Regions from separate parts of the Homo sapiens genome. Here all the other regions are linked to region 1. Evidence: read pairs that join two places in POLR2A ChIA-PET (ENCODE). Cell type or tissue: OCI-LY7. All regions are shown on one strand. Region 1 overlaps GPCPD1 (glycerophosphocholine phosphodiesterase 1). Region 2 overlaps TRMT6 (tRNA methyltransferase 6 non-catalytic subunit). Region 3 overlaps CRLS1 (cardiolipin synthase 1).

Region 1 (2,500 bases):
CACTGTTTATATAAGGACTCTGAAATTAATCTTTTTTTTTGCTCATAATTGAGATTCATTTTCATTTTTTGCTTTTTTTAAAAAAACTTTATTGAGACTTTGTGTTTTGTTTTTTTCGAGACAGGGTCTTGCTCTGTGGCTCAGGCTAGAGTACAGTGGCACAGTCACAGCTCACTACAGCCTCAACATCCTGTGCTAAAGTGATCCTCCCAGCTCAGTCTCAATCTGTAGCTGGAACTACAGGCATGCTCCCCATGCCTGGCGTGTGTGTGTGTGTGTGTGTGTGTGTGTGTGTAGACATGAGGCCTCACTATATTGCCCAAATTGGTCTCAAACTCCTGGGCTCAAGTCATCCTCCTGCCTCAGCCTCCTTAAGTGTTTGTATTACAGGCATGAGGCACTGTGCCTGGTTTATTTTTTTGCTTTTTCACTTGTTTCTTTCCCGCCCCCCCCCCCCCGCACTAAAGTTACTTTAAAACAAAAACAAAAACAATCCCACCATAAAACTGCAAAGACATTAAATATTGCTTTTAAAAATATAAATAGCTCTTGGTTGAAGTTGTTTCTTGATGGTGGCTAGCTAAGGCATATATTTTTATACTATAAGTTACTTTTCTTTTTTTTCCTAGCACGACATCATAAAATAAATCCATCAGAATGACACCTTCTCAGGTTGCCTTTGAAATAAGAGGAACTCTTTTACCAGGTATTGTAAAAGTTTTACTTTAAAACAATTAAAATTAAATTAGCATGTTTCTTATCTGGATTACCTTAAATATGGAGTTGCTATTAGAGTGGGCCTGATTTTTTAGATGAAAATATCTATAGGTCTTGCCTGACAGCAGAAATGTGCTTGGAGCATAGTAAACACACCAAAAACCTCCTCAAACTCTGTCTTGTTCTCATGTTTTCCCAAGAAAGCTATGAATTTATACCTAATTTTGCACAGGGCAGAGATGGTTGGGCTGTGGTTTCTAGGCAGTATGAAAATGAAGGAAACTTTGCTAGTGCAAGAAGTTGGTAGGCCGGGCGCAGTGGCTTATGCCTGTAATCCCAGCACTTTGGGAGGCTGAGGCGGGTAGATCACTTGAGGTCAGGAGTTCAAGACCAGCCTGGCCAACATGGTGAAACCCCATCTCTACTAAAAATACAAAAATTAGCCGGATATGGTGGCATGTGCCTGTAATCCCAGCTACTTGGGAGGCTGAGGCAGGAGAATTGCTTGAACCCAGGAGGCAGAGGTTGCAGTGACCTGAGATCGTGCCATTGCACTCCACCCTGGGTGACAGAGCCAGAATCCGTCTCAAAAAAAAAAAAAAAAAAGAATAAGTTGGTGAAACAATTGGCTGGGATAACCTTGTTCCTATGTGTGAATATGTTTTTAGCCTCATTGTATTTTTTGCTGTCCCTTAAAGTGCTGTGAGATAATTTTAGTGTGAGATAGCATGTCAAAGCCGTATCACACCTGGGCTCTCATAAAACTGAGGTACCTCTCGGTTTTATGTACTCTGGCTATACTGGCCTTTCAGTTCCTTAAATGTGCTCCATTCCTTCCTCCTTTCTTCCTCTTTTAGGACGTTCTCAAATGCTGTTTCCTCTGCCTAGATCTTTGCCCACTCTCATACTCCCCCTGTTCCTTCTCTTCTCTCCCCTGTCCCCACTGCCAGCCTCCAGATTCCACTAGGTTCTGGCCCTATTTTATAGCACCTCTTGGAGATTTTATAGAATTATTTGAGTGACAGATTGTAAACTCTGTTGAAAACATTACTTTTTTTTTGAGATGGAGTGTTGCTCTGTCGCCCAGGCTAGAGTGCAGTGATGCGATCCCAGCTCACTGCAACCTCCGCCTCCCGGGTTTAAGCAATTCTCCTGCCTCAGCCTCCCAAGTAGCTGGGATTACAGGTGTCCATCACCGTGCCTGGCTAATTTTTGTATTTTTAGTAGAGACAGGGTTTCACTATCTTGTCCAGTCTGGTCTCAAACTTCTGACCTCGTGATCCACCTGCCTCTCGGCCTCCCAAAGTGCTGGATTACAGGTAGGAGCCACCGTGCCCAGCCCCCTCTTTTTTTTTTTTTTTTTTTTAATTGAGATGGAGTCTCACTCTGTTGCCTAGGCTGGAGTGCAATGACGCGATCTCGGCTCACTGCAACCTCTGCTCCTCGAATTCAAGCGATTCTTCTGTTTTGGGCTCCTGAGTAGCTGGGATTACAGATGCCTGACACCACACCTGGCTAATTTTTGTATTTTTTGTAGAGATGGGGTTTTGCCATGTTGGCCAGGCCAGTCTCAAACTCCTGACCTAAGGTCATCTGCCTACCTTGGCCCCGCAAAGTGCTGAGATTACAGGTGTGAGATTACAGACCGTGCCTGGTCAAAATATGACCTTGTCTTGTTTATGCTGAATTCCTGCGCCTAGCAGAGAGCCTGGATCAGAGCAGGGGCATAGTATATCTGTATTCAAAGAATGAGTGAATGACTCACACTACATCTAGCTTCTTT
Region 2 (2,500 bases), 340 kb before region 1:
TCCCCCAGATATGAAGCCATCATTACTGTTGTGAAGCCATCCACCCGTATTCTTTCAATTATGTATTATGCAAGAGAACCTGGAAAAATTAAGTACGCTTTGTTTCCTTTCAAAAGTATAATTGGGGGAAATATGTCTTTAAGAAAGTCATGATTTTAAGTAAAATGAAAAAGCTTGCTCACCTGCATAAAGTATCCTCCTACCTCATAAATTGTAAGTCCTTTTACTGTCACCTCCAAAGCAATCAATAATCTTATCAACACAATTTTAATAAAGCAAACAAAACTTGAAAAATGATGATTAAAATAATAGGCTTTACTTAGCTAAAAATGAACAAATTATTGTTTTTACTTTAGCCACATGAGATACGATACACTAGCCCAGATGTTGACGTTGGGAAATATCCGTGCTGGCAACAAAATGATTGTGATGGAAACGTGTGCAGGCTTGGTGCTGGGTGCAATGATGGAACGAATGGGAGGTAAGATTTAATATTTCCATTTTCAACAAAACCCCACCCTGATGTGAGTAAAGGTGGTCCAAAAATGTAAACTCATGGAAAGCCAAATTGAATTACTTCAGGGTTAACAAAGTGACTTGGGTGAACCTGCACGGCTCCTAGCATGGGGACCTTCTTACACAGTCTCCATCACCCAGCCCCCCACCCATGGGTACCCCCAAACCCATGGCAATTGTCCTTTCTAGCTTCACTGTCAGTGGGCATGATGCTGGAGCCTGTGGCTGGCTAGGGCTTTCGGGACAGTGATTTTAGTAAACTCCTGGGTAGCTGGTGCTCATTTCATTGGGCCTAAATTGAAGGGATTGAGTGGGAAGATTACTAAGCATGTATTCTCTCTGGAAGAATACAACACAGCCTGATTTGTCTGGTTTTTTTCTGACCCCATAGAAGGTAAGAACTTGTAACTGCTCCATTTGAGGATCGGAGTGAGGGGAAGCAGAGTCCGTCACCAATCATGTGACATCCAAATTTGCAGACACAGGGTTTTACAATAGTATCAAGTGGGGATAAGCTTCTTTGAGTCTTCCTGCTATCTGCTTTAGAATTATATTACCTCCATTGGTAATACTCATAGACTCCAAACAGACTCCCTGAGGAGCTGCACCATCCTTCAGCCTCTGAATAAAGTACTAATAGAAAGACCTTCAGTCTCATTACTGTGGAGGACTCACTGAGGGTTTACGTAGTCTAGAGTCACTCCACGGGCAGATGTTTGTTTCTTTTATCTGTTCAGGTTTTGGCTCCATTATTCAGCTATACCCTGGAGGAGGACCTGTTCGGGCAGCAACAGCATGTTTTGGATTTCCCAAATCTTTTCTCAGTGGTCTTTATGAATTCCCTCTCAACAAAGTGGACAGTCTTCTACATGGAACATTTTCTGCCAAGATGTTATCTTCAGAGCCAAAAGACAGTGCTTTGGTTGAAGAAAGTAATGGCACACTGGAGGAAAAACAGGCTTCTGAACAAGAGAATGAAGACAGCATGGCAGAGGCCCCAGAGAGCAACCACCCAGAAGACCAGGAAACAATGGAAACAATTTCTCAAGATCCAGAACATAAGGGGCCTAAAGAGAGAGGAAGCAAAAAAGATTATGTAAGGATGCCAAGAGTCCCCACCACCCCCATAATCTCAGTCCCTCAGTTAACTTCAGTTAAGTCATGAGATTTAGTTTGGCTTTGGTGTATTAGCTCCCAAGATGATAACTATCAAAACAGAGAACGAGTGTGTGTACATGTATACAAACGTGTGATTCGGTCTTCGGGATGGAGCTTTAGGATACAGAAGCGTTGCATAGATAGCTTAATCATGGTTTTTATAGTATATAGGCTTTCTTGTGTATTTGCAACTTCCTTATAAACAACCTGCTTCTATTGGTTTAGTCCAAGTTGATAAATATTGTTGAAATGTTTTGACAGGCCAGAGCATTTCCATAAATTTGACTGAAAGACCCCAGTACATTGATTTCTTATTTTTCTTTTTGAAGATTCAGGAAAAACAGAGGAGACAAGAAGAGCAGAGGAAAAGACATTTAGAGGCTGCCGCTCTGCTGAGTGAAAGAAACGCAGATGGGTGCGTTGATGGAAGAAGGCAGGAGACTCCTCAGTGCATGTGGGCTCTGCTTCAGACAGATTGGCATTCTCTTTCTCCTTGTCTGCTTTGACTCTAGTGGGACCCGAGATGAGGATTTTGTCTTGGGGGTTTTTTTAAAGAAAGGAGGCTGAGGCTGGCAGGGGTGGGGAATTGATGATGCTGGTTTCAGGGTTTCAGAAGAAATTGAATCTTCTCCATCACTGCATCAAGATGGGCCCTGTGGTCCCACTGGATGCAGGGGATGGGGCACTCAAATGCTGCGATACAGGCTATAACAGATATCCACAAAGCAGCTTATGCAGTGTTGGATTTGTTTCCAGGTGATTTTTTTTAAAAAATCAAGAATGTCATTAAATGCGACTTAGAGTTGCCAAGTACCACAAGAGCTTC
Region 3 (2,500 bases), 420 kb before region 1:
CAGGTCAATGAAAGAATAATAATGGAAATAGGAAAATATTGTATACTGGACAATGACACACTAAAACCAACATAGGAGATGCAATGAAAGTGACACTTAGAGGAACATATACAGTCTTATATGCAATCTTTAGAAAAGAAAAGCTGAAAAACAAGTTAGGTATCCACTTATAGCTGCACTGCTCAAAACACACACTAGACTATGAAGGCGTATAGGAAAAAAATTCTCATTAATTTATTGATTACATGTTAAAATGACAATATTTTTGATATAGTGGATTACTTAAAATATATCAATTTTCATGTTTCCTTTTTTAAAAACTACTAAAAATTTTTAATTACATAAGAATCTTCATTTTATTTCTAGACAGAATTGATCTAAAGAATTTAGAGCCAGGCATGGTGGCTCACACCTGTAATCCCAGCACTTTGAGAGGTAGAGGCACCTAAGGTCAGGATCACTTCAGGATCACCTGAGGTGAGGAGTTCGAGGCCAGCCTGGCCAACATGGTGAAACTCCGTCTCTACTAAAAATACAAAAAAACTAGCCAAGTATGGTGGCACACACCTGTAATCCTAGCTACTCAGGAGGCTGAGGCAGGAGAATCACATGAACCCAGGAGGCAGAGGTTGCAGTGAGCTGAGATCATGCCACTGCACTCAAAAAAAAAAAAAAAAAAAGAATTTCGAAAAAGAACAGCAAAGAAAACCTGAAGAAGAAAAAAAATAAAACTACAAGATGTAATGAAGTAGTAAACAACAGATCAGAGAGGCTTGACAAAACCCAAAGCTGATTCTTTCAAAAGATTCATAAAACTGACAAACCTCTGGCAAAAAAGATGAAAAAAAAAAAAAAAAAAGGGACAAAAAATAATCAAGAGGAAAAGGAGGACATTACTACATATCCTACAGACATCAAAAGGTTAATGAGAGCTATTCTGGGCCCACTGCCTATAGGGTAGCCCTGCTCCACAAGGAGTAGTAAGTAAATAAATAAAGTTAATGAGGATACCATAAACACCGTATGATACATTTTTTATAATGTAGACCAAATGGACAAATTCCTAGAAAAACATCACAACTTAAAAACTGGTCAAAAGGTGTAATATGGAGTGAGTTGGTTGAAGGTTAAAAAAAAAGATGTACTTTAAACCTGAATCATCCCGTAACAATTAAAGAAAATGAATTACCTATTTTAAAACTCTGCCCTAAAGAAAACTCCAGGCCTCAACGGCTTTAACAGATTCTACCAAACATTTAAGTAGAAATATTCATAATCAAACATCTTCCAAGAATGGAAGAAAAAAAAAAGTCCCCAATTCATTTTATGAGGCTAGTTATAAATTTGATATGAAAACCTAACAAGAATATATGAAGAATTCCAAGCCAATCTCATGAATTAAAATTTGAAATCTTCCACAAAATATTAGCAAGCCAAATCCAGCAATCTCTTCATAATATATCATGGCAATGTTGGATTTATACCAGGAATTGCAGCTTGTTTTAACATTAGAACTAATATTGCATTAATATGTGTAATTCACCACACATGAACAGCTAAAGGGAAAAATGATATGACCATAGGAATACACAAAAGGAGTTTGATAAAATTTAATATCCAGGCCAGGGGTGGTGGCTTATGCTTATAATCCCAGAACTTTGGGAGGCCAAGAGTTCAAGATCAGCATGAGCAACATAGCAAAACCGCATCTCTACAAAAAACACAAAAAAATTCAGTACCCAATTGTGAGAAAAACTCTTAAACTCCCAACAGAAGTGAACTTCTTAACTTGAAAAAGGATACTGACAAAAACCAACAGCAAACATCATCTTTAATAGTGAAACGCTAAAGGCTTTTCTATGAGGTTGGGAATAAGACATTGACACCACTCCTTGCCAACACTGTACTACTCAGTGCAGTAAGGCAAGTAAAAGAAACAAAGGGTAAAAGGACTGGAAAAGAAGAAATACGTTGTCATTAATTACATACAAGACATAAATAAGCATGTAAAAAATCCAAGCAAATTTATATGTATATTGTTAGAATACAAGTTAGCAAGTTTCGCTAGACATAACAATCAACATTAGAAACAGTACTGATTTTTTCATATCAACATGGAGTTATAAGAAAATAATTTTTTTTTTTTTTTTTTTTTGAGGACAGAGTCTCACTCCATCACTCGGGCTGGAGTGCAGTGGTATAATCTCGGCTCATTGCAACCTCTGCCTCCCAGGTTCAAGATATTCTCATGCCTCAGCCTCCTGAGTAGCTGGGATTACAGGCACGTGCCACCACATATGGCTAATTGTTGTATTTTTAGTAGACAGGGTTTCGCCATGTTGGCCAGGCTACTCTTGAACTCCTAATCTCAAGTGATCCGCCCACCTCAGCCCCCCAAAGTGCTGCGATTACAGGGGCAAGCCATTGTGCCCGGCCAGAAAATGAAATTTAAAAGCTACCATTTATAAAAGCACCAAGAACTATCATGTACTTAGGAATA

What was found. ChIA-PET counts read pairs that join two places held together with the same protein. Peaks named below come from ENCODE experiments on the same cell type or tissue, not always from the same donor. Only the 100,000 strongest peaks of a DNase experiment are listed, where the experiment ranks them.
Region 2: POLR2A ChIA-PET joins it to region 1 with 5 read pairs; 5 of 35 experiments call an interaction of 5 or more read pairs at or near these places.
Region 3: POLR2A ChIA-PET joins it to region 1 with 5 read pairs; 9 of 35 experiments call an interaction of 5 or more read pairs at or near these places.

Annotation. Positions count from the first base shown.
Region 1 is chr20:5,602,570-5,605,069 of GRCh38, reverse strand. GPCPD1 (glycerophosphocholine phosphodiesterase 1) reads left to right here. Exons shown (of 20, transcript NM_019593.5): 2 at 630-706. The coding sequence starts at 658. Among named protein-coding and RNA genes, the nearest start is that of GPCPD1, 7.2 kb to the left of the region's middle. In OCI-LY7, no CTCF peak of the experiment used is centred here; DNase peaks (open chromatin) are centred at 179 and 1,509; H3K4me3 peaks cover 2,405 bases; H3K27ac peaks cover 2,500 bases.
Region 2 is chr20:5,941,540-5,944,039 of GRCh38, reverse strand. TRMT6 (tRNA methyltransferase 6 non-catalytic subunit) reads left to right here. Exons shown (of 11, transcript NM_015939.5): 5 at 9-92; 6 at 357-481; 7 at 1,254-1,612; 8 at 2,004-2,089. Among named protein-coding and RNA genes, the nearest start is that of TRMT6, 7.7 kb to the left of the region's middle. In OCI-LY7, no CTCF peak of the experiment used is centred here; no DNase peak of the experiment used is centred here.
Region 3 is chr20:6,017,872-6,020,371 of GRCh38, reverse strand. All of the region lies in intron 3 of CRLS1 (cardiolipin synthase 1), which reads right to left. Among named protein-coding and RNA genes, the nearest start is that of CRLS1, 13 kb to the right of the region's middle. In OCI-LY7, no CTCF peak of the experiment used is centred here; no DNase peak of the experiment used is centred here.